Regions from separate parts of the Homo sapiens genome. Here all the other regions are linked to region 1. A link is a contact called in ENCODE Hi-C or POLR2A ChIA-PET data. All regions are on one chromosome and are shown on one strand. Each heading gives the region's core, a stretch centred on a gene start or an enhancer-like site at or near the end of the contact. The rest is flanking DNA. Distances are from core to core; before and after follow the strand shown.

Evidence for each region. A loop is a pair of places that touch in the nucleus more often than their neighbours do. ChIA-PET counts read pairs that join two places held with the same protein, here RNA polymerase II (POLR2A). Pooled maps may share reads with other maps.
Region 2: a loop to region 1 is called in a pooled map, with 6 times the contacts of the local background. The contact joins the promoter of TMEM134 here to the promoter of PC in region 1. A Hi-C loop is called at or near these places in 7 of 50 pooled maps.
Region 3: a map of CD8-positive, alpha-beta T cell shows a loop between it and region 1 (8-fold over the local background). The contact joins the promoter of DPP3 here to the promoter of PC in region 1. A Hi-C loop is called at or near these places in 1 of 168 maps with a recorded cell type or tissue (CD8-positive, alpha-beta T cell), 2 of 37 single-sample maps with no recorded cell type and 9 of 50 pooled maps. POLR2A ChIA-PET finds 5 or more read pairs at or near these places in 2 of 52 experiments (WTC11 and activated B cell).
Region 4: a pooled map shows a loop between it and region 1 (5-fold over the local background). The contact joins the promoter of RAD9A here to the promoter of PC in region 1. A Hi-C loop is called at or near these places in 1 of 168 maps with a recorded cell type or tissue (CD4-positive, alpha-beta T cell) and 7 of 50 pooled maps. POLR2A ChIA-PET finds 5 or more read pairs at or near these places in 3 of 52 experiments (A673, WTC11 and activated T-cell).
Region 5: a loop to region 1 is called in a pooled map, with 11 times the contacts of the local background. The contact joins the promoter of ACTN3 here to the promoter of PC in region 1. A Hi-C loop is called at or near these places in 1 of 37 single-sample maps with no recorded cell type and 12 of 50 pooled maps. POLR2A ChIA-PET finds 5 or more read pairs at or near these places in 1 of 52 experiments (H1).
Region 6: a loop to region 1 is called in a pooled map, with 4 times the contacts of the local background. The contact joins the promoter of GRK2 here to the promoter of PC in region 1. A Hi-C loop is called at or near these places in 5 of 50 pooled maps. POLR2A ChIA-PET finds 5 or more read pairs at or near these places in 2 of 52 experiments (H1 and activated naive CD4-positive, alpha-beta T cell).

Annotation. Positions count from the first base shown.
Region 1 is chr11:66,956,754-66,959,807 of GRCh38, reverse strand. PC (pyruvate carboxylase) reads left to right here and starts at 1,425. Exons shown (of 23, transcript NM_001040716.2): 1 at 1,425-1,486. RefSeq lists silencers at 988-1,347, 1,668-1,767 and enhancers at 1,418-1,467, 2,631-3,010.
Region 2 is chr11:67,468,001-67,471,054 of GRCh38, reverse strand. TMEM134 (transmembrane protein 134) reads left to right here and starts at 1,804. Exons shown (of 7, transcript NM_025124.4): 1 at 1,804-2,036; 2 at 2,963-3,027. The coding sequence starts at 1,863. RefSeq lists enhancers at 1,400-1,579, 1,568-2,192 and silencers at 1,730-1,869, 2,080-2,219.
Region 3 is chr11:66,478,836-66,481,889 of GRCh38, reverse strand. DPP3 (dipeptidyl peptidase 3) reads right to left here and starts at 1,456. Exons shown (of 18, transcript NM_130443.4): 1 at 1,425-1,456. DPP3-DT (DPP3 divergent transcript) reads left to right here and starts at 1,641. Exons shown (of 4, transcript NR_120586.1): 1 at 1,641-1,851. RefSeq lists enhancers at 1,317-1,486, 2,063-2,630 and a silencer at 1,627-1,676.
Region 4 is chr11:67,390,217-67,393,270 of GRCh38, reverse strand. It overlaps RAD9A (RAD9 checkpoint clamp component A), which reads right to left and starts at 1,285. Exons shown (of 11, transcript NM_004584.3): 1 at 1,193-1,285; 2 at 1,040-1,110; 3 at 489-617. The coding sequence starts at 1,226. It overlaps LOC100130987 (a long non-coding RNA gene), which reads right to left. Exons shown (of 4, transcript NR_024469.1): 4 at 1,584-1,873. RefSeq lists enhancers at 664-1,168, 1,203-2,118 and a silencer at 1,069-1,438.
Region 5 is chr11:66,545,445-66,548,498 of GRCh38, reverse strand. ACTN3 (actinin alpha 3) reads right to left here and starts at 1,596. Exons shown (of 21, transcript NM_001104.4): 1 at 1,415-1,596. The coding sequence starts at 1,561. It overlaps ZDHHC24 (zDHHC palmitoyltransferase 24), which reads left to right and starts at 2,451. Exons shown (of 3, transcript NM_207340.3): 1 at 2,451-2,776. The coding sequence starts at 2,496. RefSeq lists enhancers at 1,849-1,898, 1,969-2,028 and silencers at 2,149-2,278, 2,459-2,698.
Region 6 is chr11:67,264,980-67,268,033 of GRCh38, reverse strand. GRK2 (G protein-coupled receptor kinase 2) reads right to left here and starts at 1,561. Exons shown (of 21, transcript NM_001619.5): 1 at 1,222-1,561. The coding sequence starts at 1,334. RefSeq lists an enhancer at 1-42 and a silencer at 1,573-1,772.

The DNA of each region.
Region 1 (3,054 bases), core at 176-2,675:
ATCTCGGGACCCCCCCCCAGCGCCCCAATTCATGCGAAAGTGAAGATTAAGCCTTGAAGCTGAGTCACTGCAACACCCTCTTCCAAAAGAATAGCTGTTACTAGCATTAGGCATCAGCCATATCCACACGGAAAGGTAAAAACCTCAGGCATTTGGGAAGGGCTGCCCCCACAGATCATTCACAAGTAAATTCTTGCTGGCCTCCCATAAACAAGGACAGGTCAATTGTAGCTTCAGGTCTACAATCTAAGTCTAGCTCCTAAAAATTCCACAATAAGAATGTCATTACAAGCTTATTTTCCCAGGTGCAGAACAAAGTCAAAACTACCTACTCAGAGACATCTGCATAACTGACTCTTCCTTTACTCTCTTTTTCTCTTCAGACATTCATCTCATCTTACGTAGATTTACCGGGCATTAGCTAAAGTCCCATAGGAATGTAACTATTGTCCTAATCGCCTACTTGCCCTTCTTCCTACATGCCTTCCCCTCATTCCCCCTTTAAGGAAATGCATAAATACTAAACCTCCCGAAAACCTCTTCGGAAAAACAACCACGGATGTGTCTGTGGTTCGTGTTTTTCCCGAGCACGCCCTCAAACTGGATTAATAAGCCTCGATGACAGAGACTTATGCCTCAGTCACTTGTTCCACTTGTCAAAGCTTTCCTCTTTGACAAGTGTCTTGGGTCTTGTCAAGTGTCTTGTGTCTCAAACAAGGCTTCCAAACCCCCTAGGTCCTGAGTAGCTTCGCTCTGCAGATGACAAAACCGAGACTCAGAGGTTAAGTTGCTTGCCCAAGGTCACACAGACGTACTGTAGACCCCCATCATCATCTACGCAGCTGTTAAAGGACATAGTCATGTAACCCGTGTGGCACAAGCGCCTTCTCCTTCCTCCTGCCCTTCGCTAACGTTAGCTTTTCCTGCGACCTCTTCTCCGCTAGCCAGCGCGTATCTGCGTCTAGCCGGGATGCCTGAGCCCCAGTGCGAACTGTTGTGCTTGCAGCTTCGGGAGACACGTGCTACTCGGGTGAATGAATCGAACGTCCCCACCCCCGCCGACAGCCAATAACTGCGAGCCACAGCCCGGCCACTTCCGCCTATTGCGGGCGTCGGCTAGGGTCCGGCGGCCCACGTGAGGCTCCGGAGACAAGGGAGTAGGCGGTGGTGCGCCAGGGGCGGGCTCTCCCAGCCTCGCCACTTATCCAGGCGCTCGCCGGGGACGGGAGGGGCGGGGCTGACGTGGGGCGCCAAGGCTTAAACGTGACGGACAGGCGGGCACAGGGAGGAGTCCAGAGCCTAGGGGCGAGGAGTGACGGAGAACACTGCCCAATAACGGGAGGGGTTGGGCTGTCTGGGCCAATAGGAAGTCCGTAAGGCGGGGCCGGGACTGCAGCAAGTTCGGTTGCACGGAGACCGCAGCTGTTCTCTGTCAGTGGAGGCAGCAGCGGTAGAGGCGGCGGCGAGGACTGGCGACGGCGAGGAGGTGAGTGTCCGCCGCGCTCCGCACGGTCCTCTTCCCGCGGCGGGTCGGAGCGGGTGGACGTGCGCCGGCACCGCTGCGAGGGACGCTTATGTAAGGGTCGCGCGCGCAAAGGCGGCGCGGGCTCCGCGAGTGACGGCTGGAGGAGACAGCGACGGGCTGTGCGCGGTGCGCGACGCGACGCAGCGGACGGCGCCCCTCCCCCTCGCGCGGGGGCTCGGCCGGCTGGACCCGCCCCCGGACCCGCCCCCGGCTGCAGCCCCCGAGCGCCCCTCCGCAGCGTCCGCCTGCGGGCTGCCTCATTCTTGCTCTCGGGCCCATTTTGCAGATGGAGAAACTGACTAAAGCGCCTCGCGCGAGGTCCCTGAGGGTTCGAACCCAAGTCTGTCAGGATCGGGAGCCCAAGTTGTCCCCATCGTACTGGATGTGGCTCAGCTCTGCAGGAAGCCGCGGCGTGTAAGGCGAGGGCTTTCCTTGTTCCTTGCTCTCGCACTCCGCCTCCCGTAGGATCCTCTACTTTGTTTCAGACGGGGAAGCTCCAGGCGCCCAGACGCAGTGATTCGCCCAAGGCCGCTCATTCAGGAGGTGGGGCTGGGCTCAGCCCCTTATTTCTCCAGCTTTTAGTAGTTTACAAAGCGCATCAGAGTCGGAAGCCAAGTCCCTAGGTCCCTGGCAACTTTGAGATTCTTTTGTTTTCTTTTCTTTTTTAGACAGGGTCTTGCTGTCACCCACCCAGGCTGGAGTGCAGTGGCGCGATCTCGGCTCACTGCAGTCTCGACCTCCCGGGCTCAAGCGACCCTCCTGCCACAGTCCCCCAGTGCTGGGACTACAGGCGGGCGCCACCACGCCTAGCTAATTTTTGTATTTTTTGGTAGAGACGAGGTTCCGTCATGTTGCCCAGGCTGGTCTCGAACTCCTACGCTCAAGCGAGCGGCCTGCCCTGGCTTCCCAAAGTGCTGAGATTACAGGCGTGCCTCGTCTGAAATTCTAAAAAATCAGATTGTGTCTTTATTTTGTGAGAAGAGGTAGGCCTGGGCTCCTTACCCGTTCTCCAGCTGAGAAAACAGGCTCAGAGAAGTACCAACACTTGCTGATGACAACCAGAACCTCCAGAGTGCCTGCCATCTGCCTCCCTATTGCTCCCGTACCCACTGCCACCATCAGCCCTGGCTGGCCTCCCCCAAGGCACCCTTTCCCTGTATGTGATGCAAACACTTGTGCTGGGGGTGGATGTGCTCAGCATTTCTCTCACTTGCAGCTACAGCTTCCTGCCTGCAGGCTCTCCTTAACTGTTGAACTCTTAATCACATTCTTTTGCACACCTACAGTGTTCCTATCCCTACACTGGGCCGAGAGACAGCGTGGGCGATGAGGTCAATCCTTGTCCTGCAACTGCTGACAAACCCATTGGGGGAGAGAGAAAATAAACAAAACCTAAGCAGCAAGGCAGCCTGCTGCAGATGTTTGTAGAGAGCCTAGTGGGTGAGGTATTGGCCCTAGGAGGACATGGAAGAGGAAGTTCAGTAGAGGCCAGTAAATCACAGCAAACCACACACTAAAGCGAGAGAGAG
Region 2 (3,054 bases), core at 555-3,054, 510 kb before region 1:
AGAATCACTTGAACCCAGGAGGTGGAGGTTGCAGTGAGCTGAGATCGCACTCCAGCTTGGGCAACAGAGCGAGACCCTGTGTCGAAAAAAACAAAAACAAAAAAGAACTCTTGACTAAGGTCCATAAAGCTCTCAAGGCTCTGGGGCCCATCTACTCCTCCCAGGCTCATCAAGTCGGCCTGCCCCTTTCCTTGCTGCTCAGCCACACTGGTTTTCTCACATTCTTCCTCCACAGGCCAAGCTCCTTCCCACCTCCTGGCCTTTGAACGTGCTGTTCCCTGGTGCCAGGAAAACACTGAACCTTGCTTTTCTCACAGCTGGCTCCTTCATCATCGGCATTCCTGCTCAAATGTCACCTCTTGGAAAGGTCATCTTTGAGTACGAAATCTAAAGTCAGTTTTGCATCACACAGCACTTGAAACTGTCTCATTTTGCACTGTTTTATTCACCACTGTATCTATAGTGCCCAAAACAGTGTTTGGCCCTAAATAGATGCTTAATAAATACTTGTGGCAGAAATGAATGAGGGGTTTGCCAAAGTCCCAAGTACTTACAAGTGGTAGAATGGGGATTTGAAACCAGGTCCACCTAATTCATAGAGTACTTCTGCTCTTCCACCCCCACCGCCCCCCACCACGGTTCATTTTTTTTTTATGGAGTCTTGCTCTGTTGCCCAGGCTGGAGTGCAGTGGTGTGATCTCCACTCACTACAACCTCTGCCTCCAGGGTACAAGCGATTCTCCTGCCTCAGCCTCCCAAGTAGCTGGGATTACAGGCACTGGTCACCGTGCCCAGCTAATTTTTGTATTTTTAGTAGAGACTGGGTTTCACCATGTTGGCCAGGCTGGTCTCAAACTCCTGACCTCAAGTGATCCACTCTCCTTGGCCTCCCAAAGTGTGAGCCACCGTGCCCTGCCAAGAGTTCAGATTTTATTCTAAGTGCAATGGAAAACCAAGGGAAGGTTTTTTTGTTTGTTTTGTTTTGTTTTTTGAGACGGAGTCTTGCTCTGTCGCCCAGGCTGGAGTGCAGTGGCTCAATCTCGGCTCACTGCAACATCTGCCTCCCGGGTTCAAGCAATTCTTCTGCCTCAGCCTCCCAAGTAGCTGGGACTATAGGCATGCACTACCACGCCCGGCTAATTTTTGTATTTTTAGTAAAGACGGGGTTTCGCCTTTTGGCCAGGCTGGTCTTGAACTCCTGACCTCAAGTGATCCACCCGCCTCGGCCTCCCAAAGTGCTGGGATTACAGGAGTGAGCCACCGAGCCAGGCCAGCAGCAAAATTTTTAAAAAGGGTTTTCAGAATAACACACGCAGATAAAAAGATTTGTTTTAAAAGATCACTTCGGCTGCTGCGTGGAGACTGACTGGAAATTGGAAGACACATAAGCTCTCTGAGCCTCGGTTTCCACATTTGCAAAAATGGGGAGAGCACCCCTCCGGTGCGGGGCTGTTGTGAGTAAGGTGGGGAAACAGTTCCCAGGAGTCTCCTTGGCACTCGAGGAACAGGCTGCGGTGCAAAAGGCCCTGTCAGGGACCTGGAGGTTGGGGCGTGGAAGCCCCTCCAAGCCCCCGCACATACACGCCTGGGGGATGTGTCCGAGCCCGGCACGGGCTGTCGCTTGCCATGGCGGCCACTGAGTGGCGTCACGGGGCGGGCGCGCTCCGTCTGGAAGAGGCTCCCACCCATCAGCCCGCTCAGGGCTCGGCAACTCTGGCCTGCTTAGGGCGGACGGGGGCGGGACCGGCGCGTGGGGCGGAGCCAGGGTCGGAGGGGCGGGGCATGCGGGGGCGGGGCAGCGGCGACGCTGGGTGTGTGGGCGCAGATGGCGGCGGCGCACGGCGCCTGAGCGGGCCGGGGCCATGAGCGCCGCCCGGCCCCAGTTCAGCATTGATGATGCCTTCGAGCTGTCCCTGGAGGACGGGGGCCCTGGGCCCGAGTCCAGCGGGGTCGCGCGCTTTGGGCCGCTGCACTTCGAGCGTCGGGCCCGGTTCGAGGTGGCTGACGAGGACAAGCAGTCCCGGCTGCGCTACCAGGTGAACCGCCCGGCCCACCTAACCCCCTGCCCCCGGCCGGACGGGACCCCAGGCCGGGCCCCAAAGGCCTCAACTCGGGGAAGCATCTGCCTAGAGGCCCCAGCTGAAGCGCGAGACCGCCCCCCCGCCCCGCGGACGTGACTCTTGATCCAGAGCCCTGCCCAGGCCCTCCCGGTTCCCATACCGGGCCCCAGCCAGCCGGGAAGAGCCCAGTGCCCGGGCCCGGGAGCTCATCCCTCAGCTCCAGCTGGGGAACCCAACCGGATTCCCCACTCATCCTGGCTACTCGCACCTGGCCCCCGCTGGGTTGGGGGAGCTCCTCTGTATCTGAACCAGACCTTGCCCCACACGCAGGAGCATCCCCTGTGCCCCAGGCCAGCTAAGCTGATGGGAACCCGCACGCCTTTCTCTATTCTGAAAGCCCTCTCCCTAATCCCACCACCACCCCTAAGAGCTGGAGCTCCTCTCACATGACCAGTCCTTGCCCACCCTTTGGCTCCCACTAAACCAGAAAAACCCATTTTCCCAGAAAACCTCCACCAACCCTAGGCTGCTTTTCTTGGAGACCTGGACCAGAACCCTGTGCCTTGAACCTGGGAACTCTGGGCCTGGCCTTTCCTGGCACCCCAATTCCCAAGCTCCCATTCTAGGCCACTGAATGAGAGCTCCACCCTAACCCAAAGTTGGGAGCTCTCCTTTCCCTGGGATCTATGCAGGCTCCTGCTCCCCAAAGCCCTGGCATCCACCCACCTCCTACCTGGTTTCTGTGAATCACCAAACCCGTTCTGCGGGGAGGGCAGAGGGCCAGGTGAACAGCTGCCAGGCGGCCAGGCAAATGGTTGTGTAGGCCTGCTTTTCTCTTCCCGGGAGGGAGTGAGGAAGGGCCCCAGCCCAGCAACCCCCCTGAGACCTGTGTTCTGCAACAGAACCTGGAGAACGATGAGGATGGAGCCCAGGCCTCTCCGGAGCCGGATGGGGGAGTCGGCACCAGGTTAGGGCCAGGTGGGGACCCAACCCT
Region 3 (3,054 bases), core at 207-2,706, 480 kb after region 1:
GATCACCTGAGGTCAAGAGTTCAAGACCAGCCTGACCAACATGGTGAAACCTCCTTTCTACTAAAAATACAAAAATTAGCCAGGCTTGGTGCCAGGCACCTGTAATCTCAGCTACTGGGAAGGCTGAGGCAGGAGAATCACTTGAACCCAGGAGGTGGAGGCTGCAGTGAGCTGAGACCGCACCATTGCACTCCAGCCTGGGCAACAGAGTGAGACTCCACCTCAAAAAAAAAAAAATTGATTGACTCTAACTACCTAGTATTACAGATGGGGAAACTGAGGTTCAGAGAGGCTAAGAGCCTTGCCTAATCCCACAATGGAGACATCAGCAGCAGAGATCCTCATCTCTAGGCTCCCAGCCCAGGCCCCTCCCTGCTTCCTTGTTCAGTATTATTTTTTTAAGACGGAGTCTCACTTAGTTGCCCAGGCTGGAGTGCAGTGGCATGATCTTGACTCACTGCAACCTCCGCCTCCCGGGTTCAAGCGATTCTCCTGCCTCAGCCTCCAAAGTAGTTGGGACTACAGGCGTGCATCACCATGCCCAGCTAATTTTTTGTATTTTTGATAGAGACGGGGTCTCGCTATTTTGTCCAGGCTGGTCTCGAACTCCTGGCCTCAAGCGATCTGCTTGCCTTGGCCTCCCAAAGTGCTGGGATTACAGGCGTGAGCCACCGCGCCTGGCCTTTGTTCAGAATTCTTTACACTTTCCACTGTGCTCACAAGGATAAAGTGCCAGGCCGCCAGCTGGAAGGCTCAGCCTTTAGCCAGGACTCGGCCCCAGACTCCTAAAAGTCAAGTCCATTGCTTCACTTTTCTGTACCTCCGTTTCCTCCTCTATAAAAGAGAGAATAACCCCAATATTACCAGGTGGGTGCGCTAATCAGATGAAGTCGCCCTGGACGGAAAGTATCCACAGCAATAAATGATTTTGCTTGAAACTGTCCCATTCTCATCCCTCTAAATGCCTTTTCCTTGGCCCTCCATTCTCCTGCTCGCTCCCTGTGCTCCACCAGGGAAGCCACAGAAGTTCACAACCAGAAGAAAGCCCATTTTACAGATAGGGAAACTGAGGCTTGGAAAGGGCAACAATTTACTGAAGGTCTGACAGCCCCGTTGGAACCCGGGGATTCCCCAACCCGGGGCATTCTCCCCGCCACGCCCCGTCCCGGCTGGGACAGAGTGTCCAGCCTCCTCGCCCTGCCCCGGCCTCCAGAAGCCCCGCCCCAATAGCACAGCCTCGAGGTTCGGAAAGGGCTGTTAACTCTTTGCTCCCCGGAGCACTCCTTGGCCTCGAGGGCGGGGTGAATTTGGAGGGGGTACTGGAGAGTGGGCAGAAAGGGAACGATTTTGCGCTCAGTATGGATTCGCCTTGGTCCCCCGGGATGACACGCTTTGACCCCAAAAGCCCAGGCGCCGCGCCTCACCTGCAGCAGCTGCTCCGTTCGCAAACTCACTTCCTGCTTCCGGCTCCCCCATTCATTGGGGCTCTGCGAACCCCGCCCCCCTTGGCCAACTGCCTGGCCTCGGGGTCCGGATGGGCGTCAGTACCAGCCAATAGACGCGCCAAGACGAGCTTCTCGGCTCGCCCGCTCCCGCCCCCAGGCGCTACGGGGTGGCGCGCGGATTGGCCCTGCGGGCTCGGCCTTTTGTCAGCAGGCCGCACACGCGCCGGACCGGGTACCGCTGTGCCCGGCCTGGCCGCGGCCTAGTCCCGGCAGACGGGACTGACGAGGTCACCAAGCCCAGGCCGAGACGGCGCGGGTGTCAGGGACTTGGGAATCCCCCTCCCCCAGTCCCGATCCCGCTTTCCTTTGGGGTTTCACCTCAGAGGACCCGACAGCACTCTTGCAGGTGGGAACCTACACAATAGGAGTAATGTGGCTCCACCTTCCTCTCGGGACTCGGGACCTGGGGGTGGAGACTTGGAAGTTGCAAAGCTCTCGGTGCCGGGAATCGGGGCTACGGTTGAGTGGGATCGGGCCAGGGCTGAGGTGGTCCCACCCGTGTAGGGGCGCGGAGAAACGCCTCGACTGCTTCACTGTACCACCACCCACCCGCCACGGGCCTGGAAGGAGCCGCTAAACATTCCCGAGCCTCAGTTTCCTTAGCACAAACAGGCTGGTAGTTTCCTGGTGCTTGCCAGATGCCTGATGGATGAGAAAGCCTCCTGCGGCCCCGAAAGGGAGTCCAGAGCAGAGGCGGGCCCGCGGTCCACTTTTACAGGTCTGGACGGACTCACGGGACCACGGTCTGGGTGGGGCATGCGGAAGGGCCTAGGCCAAATGGGGAGTAGTGGTGAGGGCCCAGGGTCAGACTGGGGGGTGGAGTGAGGTTGTCTGGGAGTCTTGGCTTTATGAACCGGAAAACCAGGCTAATAATTGAATCCAATCCAAGGGATATTGTAAGTTGTGATGTGTTGACTGCAGTGCCGCTCCCTATAGTTGCGCAGGGTGAGGGGCGTTTGGGTACTGAAATCCCGCACGGTCTCCTTGCTACGCCCGTGTCTAGGCCAGACAGCCTCTGCTTACCATAGACACCAGTTTCTCATCCACAAAGGTGCCCAAGGCCCTGCTTGACACAACAGTGTTACAAGCTGTTAGCTTTGATGATTACTTGTTATATGGGGGAGTTCAACAAGTTGGTCGGTGTCCTTAGGAAAGTCACCCCTCTTCTTTCCTGTGCCTCCGTTTTCATTGTCTTTAAAATGGGTATAAAGTTGGCTGACAGGTGAAGTTGAAATGTGCACAGGTAAGGGAGGTAGTGCTGCCCACTGCCAGCAGGGGGCAGCTCAGGCAAGGAAAAGACCCCAGTGCTCTCAGGACCCCCCAACCAGCTACGTGATCACATTTTTATGATCACAGATAAGATGAGCATATACTGAGGTCCCTTGCTAGCAGTTTGGCATGGAGGACCTCATTTAATTCTTGCAAAAATCCTGAGGTATGATCACTTTACCCATTGTACAGATAGGGAAACTGAGGCTAAGAGGTTCGCCGACTCCTATAACACCACACAGTTCAGATATCCCTGGCCCCAACATAGAGATACACACAC
Region 4 (3,054 bases), core at 36-2,535, 430 kb before region 1:
TCTCGCTCTGTCACCCAGGCTGGAGTGCAGTGGTGCGATCTCAGCTCACTGCAACCTCCACCTCCCGGATTCAAGCAATTCTCCTGCCTCAGCCTCCCGAGTAGCTGGGATTACAGGCGCGTGCCACCACGCCCAGCTAATTTTTGTATTTTTAGTAGAGACGGGGTTTCGCCATGTTGGCCAGGCTGGTCTCGAACTCCTGACCTCGTGATCCGCCTGCCTCGGCCTCCCAAAGTGCTGGGATTACAGGCGTGAGCCACCGCGCCCGGCCAAAAGACGTGCTTACCTTTCTTGACGAACTTGAGCGTCACCACCCTCTCAGGTCCCCGCTGTGATGCTTTTACCATGGCCCTCCCTGTGTTTTGCATGGATTGGGCTTGCACGTGTCTCTCTCCCCACTTAGCATCTACTGAGTACCCCAGGGCAGAGGCACAGCTGGTGGAGATTCCTGGGGTGGAGTAGTGCCACTGCTGAGGGAAGGGCCTCACCTTCATCAGGATCTTACAGCGCAGCAGGTCCTGACCAGGGGTGGCTGCCTGGTATTGCTGGAAGAAGAGCGGGGCAAAGAGAAAGCAGGCATAGGCAGAGCGGGAGGAGTTCACCGTCCGGAGGGAGAGCTGGGCCACGAAGAGCAGGGAGAGGGACGTGGTCAGGGGGCAGCCACAGACCCAGCCCTCTGGCTGCTTCTGCTCACACACTTGCCCTATCGTCCTCCCGCTCCGCCACCACCTGCTGAAAAACCCTCCTTTCCCCATGGAAGCCTTCAGAGTCGGCCCCGGCGCTGCTGCCGCAGAGGAGGGGTCGCACACCCAGGCCTTCCCCGAGTTTCTCTAAGTGCACGTCACCCCCTGGGAGCTCGCAGGACAGCTTTCCTCAATTCACACACCGGCCTGGGAAGATGACAGCCGCCAGACTAAGAAACTGAAACTTTGCCGACAAATCTGCCAGCGGTCATCCCGCCTAGTGGGGGCGAGACTCTAGTCCGGGTTACCCGCTCCCGGCTGGAGTCCCACCCGCCCCCCACACCCTAGCCCCTCACCCCGTCCTCCAAGGGTTCCAGGTAGAGCTCGTCCCCGATGCGGGACAGGGAGTGGACGGCCTTGCCGAGCACTGCGGGGAGAAGAGCGGAAGGGGGTTAGGCTGGCGGCTCCGCGGCTGCTGCACCGCCGCTGCCAGGCCGACCTGCACTCACCCTTCACGTTGCCGCCCGTGACCAGGCACTTCATGCTGCCCCAGCGCTCCGCCAGCGGCCAACACTGCCCAGCTCTCCGCGACCTCCGGGTCCGGGGTCCCTTCCCGCGCACCGCCCCTGCCGGCCCCGCCCCCGCCTCCCCATTGGTCCACGTGCAGGCGCCTCCGTCACGTGAGAAAAACGCTCACAGGCTCTGCCGTCACGTGACGGCGCACGTTGTCCGGGGTGTCACGTGACCGGGGAGGCCCGCGGCGCCCGCCAGCCAGCTGCTCCTGGCTCCCCCGGCACGCCTCGGCCTTCCGTGCCCCTGGAGATCGGGGCGTTCCGCGGGCCGCGCACCGGATTGCGAAGGTCAGAGAGGACGCAGCTGTGGGGCGCGAGGTCCCTGTGCAGTGGACCGAGTGCTGGACTCGGAGTCGGAGTGTGGGGGCGAGCTCTCTGGGGTCACCCACTTAGTAGAGTTCCCGGGCGTCTGCCGGGGGATACAGGGTGCAAGCAAGACCATCGCACCCACTCTGGGCCTGAGACTCGGACTCCAGCAGCAATCCCCAACTCTAGAAAGAAGTCAAAGCAGCTTGCTTGCAGCAGCCGGGAGTGGGAGGTGGCTGCTCCTTCCGGCTTCGAGGATCCTTTAAGGAAAAACGGCAGTTTCTCCAGGCAGAAAGGGGTAGAACGGTGCCCCTGGCAGAGGGAAGAACAAGAGTAAATGCTCAGCGGTGTGGGCTCCGCCCCCTGGAGAGGGGAGTAGGTCTGTGAGTCTCAGAGAGGCGTAGGGGCCGCCAGATGATGAGGGGCACCGCTGGGACGCTCTGGAAACGTTTTACGAGGGTAGATCGTGGTTATGTGCCTTTTTTTGTTTGTTTGTTTTTTGAGACATATTCTTGCTCTGTCACCCAGGCTGGAGTGCAGTGGCGCGAACACGGCTCACTGCCGCCTGGAACTCCTGGGCTCAAGGGATCCTCCCATCTCAGTCTCCTGAGTATCTGGGACCACAGGCACACCCACCACGCCCGGCCCTTTTTTTTTTTTTTTTTTTTTGGGTAGAGACGGAGTCTTGCCATGTTGCCCAGGCCGGTCTCAACTGTGGGGTTCAAGCTGTCTTTCCGCCTTGGCCTCTCAAAGTGGAGTGAGCTACTGCACCGGCCTGTTTTTTGTTTTTTGTGTGTGTGTGTGGGGTTTTTTTGTTTGTTTGTTTTGAGATAGAGCCTCGCTCTGTCGCCCAGGCTGGAGTACAGTGGCACGATCACGCCTCCCAGGTTCAAGCGATTCTCCTGCTTCAGCCTCCCAAGTAGCTGGGATTACAGGCGCCTGCCACAACGCCTGGCTAATTTTTGTACTTTTAGTAGAGACGGGTTTCACCATGTTGGCCAGGCTGGTCTCGAACTCCTGACCTCAAGTGATCCGCCCGCCTCGGTCTCCCAAAGTGCTGGGATTACAGGCATGGGCCACCGCGCCCAGCCCCGGGTCTGTATTTTTAAAAGACCCCAGACTGGCCGGGTACGGTGGCTTACGCCTGTAATCCTACCACTTTGGGAGGCCGAGGCGGGCGGATCACGAGGTCAAGAGATCCAGACCATTCTGGCCAACATGGTGAAACCCCGTCTCTACTAAAAGTACAAAAAGTAGCCGGGCATGTTGTCACGCGCCTGTAGTCCCAGCTACTCTGGAGGCTGAGGCAGGAGAATTGCTTGAACCCGGAGGCGGAGGTTGCAGTGAGCCGAGATCGCGCCACTGCACTCTAGCCTGGCAACAGAGTGAGACTCCATCTCAAAAAAAAAAACCAGACTGTGTGCCAGGTGGGGATGCATCAGCTGGAAGGTATTCCCCTTCCCCTGGGCTTCCGGGTCCACGTGTGTAAAATG
Region 5 (3,054 bases), core at 347-2,846, 410 kb after region 1:
ATGAGATGGTGACTGCAAGTTGGGATGAACAGATGTTCCTGATAATTTGTTAGGTGACAAAGGCAAGTTACAGACTGGCACGTGTCATATGGGGGGCACGCAGACCTGGATCTCGGAGAGGCCCGGGTGGGTGGGGGTAGGGATAGGAGATGTTGCAGAACAGGTGGCAGCTGGAGCCAAGGACAGGGATGACACCACCGGGAAATTGCCAAACCTGGGACTGCAGCCGTGCTTGGAGACAGGTGCAGGGGGAGCCTAAGGGGAGGCCTGTCACCCGGGGCACCCCAGCCGAGTCAGCGGAGCCTCTCGGCCCTTGGGGTCATCTCCTGTCATCTAACCCAGCAGAAGTACTCTGATTCTAAATTCTGGGACTCTCAGGTCATTTAAATTCCACTGAGTACCCCAGTACCCTGCCCTCTCCTGGAGTCATACAGTGTTGGCACACGCTGAGCAGGGTCCAATGGCCTCATAGTGCCCTCCTGGTTACCCCTGGCCTGCCACTCTCCAAAGTATTCTCCCTCTGGCCTGGATCATTTTCCCTTTGGGAACCCAGGTGTCCTGCCCCCTCTACTTGGGAAAGTCTGGGAGTGAAAATAGCTCAGGGAGGGAGGGGCCCTGAGTGCCCAACGGGCTGGGCCTGGGTAGCAGCTGCCCCTGTGCCCCTCTTTGGCGCCCCCGAGGTGCTGCCTCAGCACTAAGTGTCCATCTGGCTGGAGAGTCAGGTTACAGCGTAAGGGGACCCAGGTCTCCCCTCCTCCCCGACCTATGGCCTTTTCAGCAGACTCAGGGCCCCATGCCTGGGGTATCTTGGGAAAGAATGGGGGTAGGGAAAAGGGTAAAGATCCTCAGGTTGCGGGGGTCCTGATGTCTGACAGTCTGTGATGTGGGGCCTGTCTGTGCTCTTTCTGGGCTTCAGTTTCTTCAATTGTTAAATGAGATACAGCGACTATGGACCCCACCCTGGAGACGAGGTGGGGTGGGGTCTGAGAGGACCCTTCTCACTACCCCCACACTCCCAAGTCCACTAGTTGCCTGACTGCAAGCCTTCAGGGTGGGGTCTGGGAATATTTAACTAGAAGAAGATTCTTCTTTCTGAACCCCCCCTAACTTGGATCTCCTGGGGTTTGCCCAGCCTGTTTTCAGCAGCAGAAGTGGGGCAGTGGGCCCAGGGGAATGAACCCTGGTGGGGGTGGGGAGCCCAGAAACTCTCTTGTCATTTTAAACCCCTCTTGAGGGCTCCCAGCCCTCTCCTCCAGCCCTGGGGACAGCAGGCAGCTGATGGGCAGAGCCTGGGCTGGGGATTAGCACTCTAGGTTAAAGACAAGCTCTGCCCCTGCACTGCTGAGATGCCCAGGACAAACAGCCCGGCCTCTCAGGCCTCGGTTTTGCTGTCAGGAAATGGGCGAGCACTCACTTTCCGCTGCTGCTTCTCCCAGGCCGGGTCCAGCAGCAGGTCGCGGTCCCAGTCCTCCTCCTGTTCCATGTACTCGCCGCCCCCGCCGCCGCCCGCAAAGCGCCCCTCCCCGGCCCCCAGACCCTCGGGCTGCATAACCATCATCATCTCGATCGGGCTCCTGGCTTCGCTCCGCTCGGCACGCTCTCGGACACCCGGGCCCCATTAAGTAGGGCCCAGCCCAGCCCCAGATCGAATTCGCACTAAATATGGGGGAGGAGGGAGGGGCCGGATGGGGGTGAAGGAGCTCGGGTTGGACCTGGCAAGGGGTTGTCCTGAAGCCGGGAACTGCGGGACTCGGGGGCGCCGGGGTGGATCTCGCGGCGGAGATCCTGGGTTTGCATTCCTGCTCCGCTGCTGGGGCGCTGTGTGACCTTGAGAAATCCACGGGACCTCTCTGAGTCTGTTTACTCCTCTCCACAATAGAAAGGCCGATAATAATAGTGGCCGCGGGCCGCTCTAGAGGCTGCCCTCTGGAGCTCCTCGTGAGCCTCTTCCAGCACCTCGCTGGTGGGACACAGAGCCCTATCCCCATTTCACAGTCAGGAACACAGAGGCGCCGAGCTGTTTTGCATGTTTTCTGGGGTGATGGAGACACCCGGGCATGGGGAACGGCTCTGAGCCAGCTGGATGGGCTGCGGCAGGGCTATTAATATCGGGGCGGCTGTGGGGAGTAGGGGAGAATGTGCTGAGCCGGGAAACCCCGACACCACCCCGGCTGCAACTCAATCCCCCGGGCACTCCTGGCCCCCGCGCCAGCGGGCGGGGCTCCGACGGGATGGGAGGAGCCTCCAGGGTGGGCGGGTCAATCACTCCGCGGCGTTATCCGGGCTCCAGCGCCGCGGGATTCCGAGCGCCTCCACTGCTGGTCCGTTGGCCAGATCAACTCGCCGCGTGGGCCGGCCGTTCCCTGAGAGTCTGAGCGCTCGCCGCACCCCCTTCCGAGCTTCTATTGGCCGTAGCAGACGTCCGTCTGCCGCTATCTCCGCCCCAATACGGAAGCGGCCTAGTCCTCCGGCTCCGACAGCTGGGTGTCCAGGCCATGGGGCAGCCCTGGGCGGCTGGGAGCACGGACGGGGCGCCCGCGCAGCTGCCTCTCGTGCTCACCGCGCTGTGGGCCGCGGCCGTGGGCCTGGAGCTGGCTTACGTGCTGGTGCTCGGTCCCGGGCCGCCGCCGCTGGGACCCCTGGCCCGGGCCTTGCAGCTGGCGCTGGCCGCCTTCCAGCTGCTCAACCTGCTGGGCAACGTGGGGCTCTTCCTGCGCTCGGATCCCAGCATCCGTGGCGTGATGCTGGCCGGCCGCGGTCTGGGCCAGGGCTGGGCGTGAGTGGGGTGCGGGATCGGGCGGGGAGAAGTGGGAGCCTTGGACAGGGGGGAGGGGCCCCAAGACCTGAGATGTTAGAACCGGGTTACATTAGGATCCAGGTTGTTAGAATCAGACATTTTTTTAGAACCTGGGATGGAAGAGCTAGAATTGAGTGTTATTTATTTACTCGCAAATACTTATTGGGAGCCTACTAGGTGCAAGGTTTTGTTACAGGGACGAAGGGTACAATAGAACAAATTCCTGATTTGAGGGGGGTGCAGATGAGAAACTAGAG
Region 6 (3,054 bases), core at 312-2,811, 310 kb before region 1:
GAGGAGGCCAACTCTCAGGCATGCACAAGGAGTTGCCACACGACACAAAGAATCGTGGCGGGCACGTCTGCTCCCTGGCACAGGCCAGGGTAGCTGATGAAATGTAGAACCAGAAGTCTGAAGCCCTGATCTGTTGGCCAGGTGCCACCTGGGACTACCTGTGTGACTCGGGGCAGGCCACTCACCTCTGGAGCTTCAGTTTCCCCATCTGTTCCACAGGGACAAAACCACACCTGTCCTCGCCACCCCATGCGCTGCTGAGAGGCTCACACAGTGGAGAGATACTCTATCAGCCATAAAATGCTGGACAAACCGCAGCAATCGTCCACATCCTGTGTACTTTTGCACCTACATCCTGAACAGTCTAAACTTTGATACCAGGTGTGATGTCAGTTGTCTTACAGAGGCGGCAGCTAAGGTCCAGCCATTGCAGGTGTGCTGGGAGGGCCCCTGGTCAACAGCACCCACGGGGCACCATATGCAGGGCCTGCCAGAGGAGAAATGTAGGGGAGAGGGCACAGGGGATGTTTCCCCGACCTGAGCGCGGTCCGAGGGGGAGGGTGCCCGCAGCACCCTAGGTCCTGCTCACCACGCCGCCCTGAAAGCACTCTCGAGCCCAACTCCAGGACAGCGACCCCACCAGAGGGTGGGAGAAGAGTCCGGAAGACTGGCTGTCCCCCAACACCTCACACAAGTGTAGACTGGAGGAGAGACGGGTGGGGGTAGTGGAAACCCTAAAGCGAGTGCCGTGAGCAGGGACAGCAAAAGGGTGGGTGACATCGTCAGGCGAGGTAAATGGTGGCCAGCGGAGGGGAGGGGACCCCACAGGGACCAAGGGCTGCTCCGAGAAGGATGAAGGGGCGCGCCGGGCCCCCGTGGGAGAAGGCGGGAGCCAGGGGCTGACAGCGACTTCGGGGGGCCGGTGGAGCACGATAAGGAAGCAGCAGGGCGGCCAGGGGGACCCGACTGGGTCCGGGGACCGATGGGGCAGAGGAGCTCCGGAGTTGGGGCGCTCCGGGCTCAGGCGCCCAGGGTCTGGGGCTTAGGGTCTGGACCCGCAGGCGCCAAGGCCGGGCTGCTCCGGGCTGGGGGGCCGACAGGGGGTTGCGAGAGCCGGCCCCGGGGGTCCAGGTCGCGGGGTCGAGCATGGGGCCAGGGTCTCGGGGCCGCGGCCGGGGCGCCCGCGGGGTCGGGCCGGGGCCGCGGGCAGCTTCTCCTCACCTGGGCTCGGGCAGCAGGATCTTCTTGCTGGCGCGCGCGGCCGGCGTGGCCTTGCTCTTCTCCATGGCCATCAGGTAGCTCACGTCGGCCAGCACCGCCTCCAGGTCCGCCATCTTGGCGGCGGCGCTGCCTCCTCCCGCCGCCGCCGCCGCCGCCGCCGCTCCTGCTCGCTCGGCGCTCGGCCCGGCCCGGCCGCGGCTCGCTCGGCCTCGGGCGCCGACGCCTCCCGCCTGGCCCTGCTCGGCGCCCGCGGCTCCGCTCGCCGCCGCTCACAGGCGGCGCCGCCCCATGGCGCCGGCTCGGGCCCGGCCCCGGCTCGCGCTCCGCTCCCGCCGGGACTGCAGTCGGGGCGCCGCCGCCGCCGCCGCCCGCGCGCCCGCGCCCCGGAGCCGCCGCCGCCTCCGGCCCCGCCTGCCGCGCACAACGCCAGCGAGCCCGCGAGGGGCCGAGCCGGGCGGGCGACGGCGCCCCCTGGAGGCCGCGCGGAATCTGACCCCGAACCAGACCTGCGACCGCGGGCTCAGACCCTGGCCGTGACCTCGGCCCTCGATGCTGGACGGAGACCCGGGCCTGGAACACGACAGGGACCCGGCACGGAAGACGACCCGAGACCCATTCTCTGACCACAACCTCGGGTCACATCTCTGGATCCCAGGCTCCCCAGTCGGGCCGCAGCCCTGACACCAAACGTGATCACAGGGAACCTGGACGCTCACCAAGACACAGATTCAGACCTCTGAACACCATCCTGGGACTTTCATCTCAGACCCTGGCTATAACCCCGGACTCCCTGACCTTGGACGCAGTCCACGACCTGACACCAGACTCCAAACAGGACCCCAGACTCAAACCTTGGCCCACCACCTCAGACTCTAACCATGACCTCAGATCACAGCCCTGGGTCTCCAACGCCATACCCAGACTGCGACACTCACCTCAGACCCCCAACAGGTCCCCAGATCCAGATTTTGGACCATGACCTCGATCCCATCCTGGTTACTGACCCCAACCTTGATTCTGACCCTAGGCTACTACCATGACCCTGAACTCTAGACTTGGGGTCAGGACTCAGACCTAGATTGGACTGTCAACTCCAGATCACTGTCCTAGACTCAACACCCAGAACTGTGGACACGGACTCAGGACTAGGACGTCTAACCTGGGACCCACACTGGACCCAGAATCCTTAGTAGGTCACCCAGAACCTGGGACCTGACAACTGCAGCGCAGTTACAGGCTTCCCCCATCCCTGATCCCACCCCTCCTACTCTAGAACCAATCCTGGCCGCAGAAGGCCCACTCAGGATCAAGTACCCTGCACCCAACCCCACCCCCCAACCAGCTCATAGACCCAGGTCCCTGGCCAGCACTCTTGGCAGCTCCCTTCCCTGTACCCCATCCCATCCAGATGTTCCTTCAGGATGGTTCCACATGTAGTTACGGTAAAAACTCTCCCAGCCCGGAAGCGCACAGAGGTTTCAGTGCTGCCTGGCAGGGGAAACCCACCCTGCTGAGAGCCCACCCAGAGTGGGGAAAGCCAGGTGTCTCAAGGCAGCATTCCTATCTCAACATGCCCCTCTCTAGAGCCTCTCTTTGCTTTCAAAGTGACAGGACCCTCCTCCCAGCCCTGGGCACATAAAGCTCAAATCTCATTACCATGCTGTGGGCCAGCAGCCAGCATCCTTTTGCAAAGCAAGGCCCCCATCTCTGTGCACCTCTAGGCTACCATCTTGGATCAGCCCCAACAGAACCTGGAACCAGAGCATGTCAGAGCTTGTGAGGTTCTCCTCTCAGTGGGTGGTGAGTCACTCGCCACCCATATACCCATGTCAG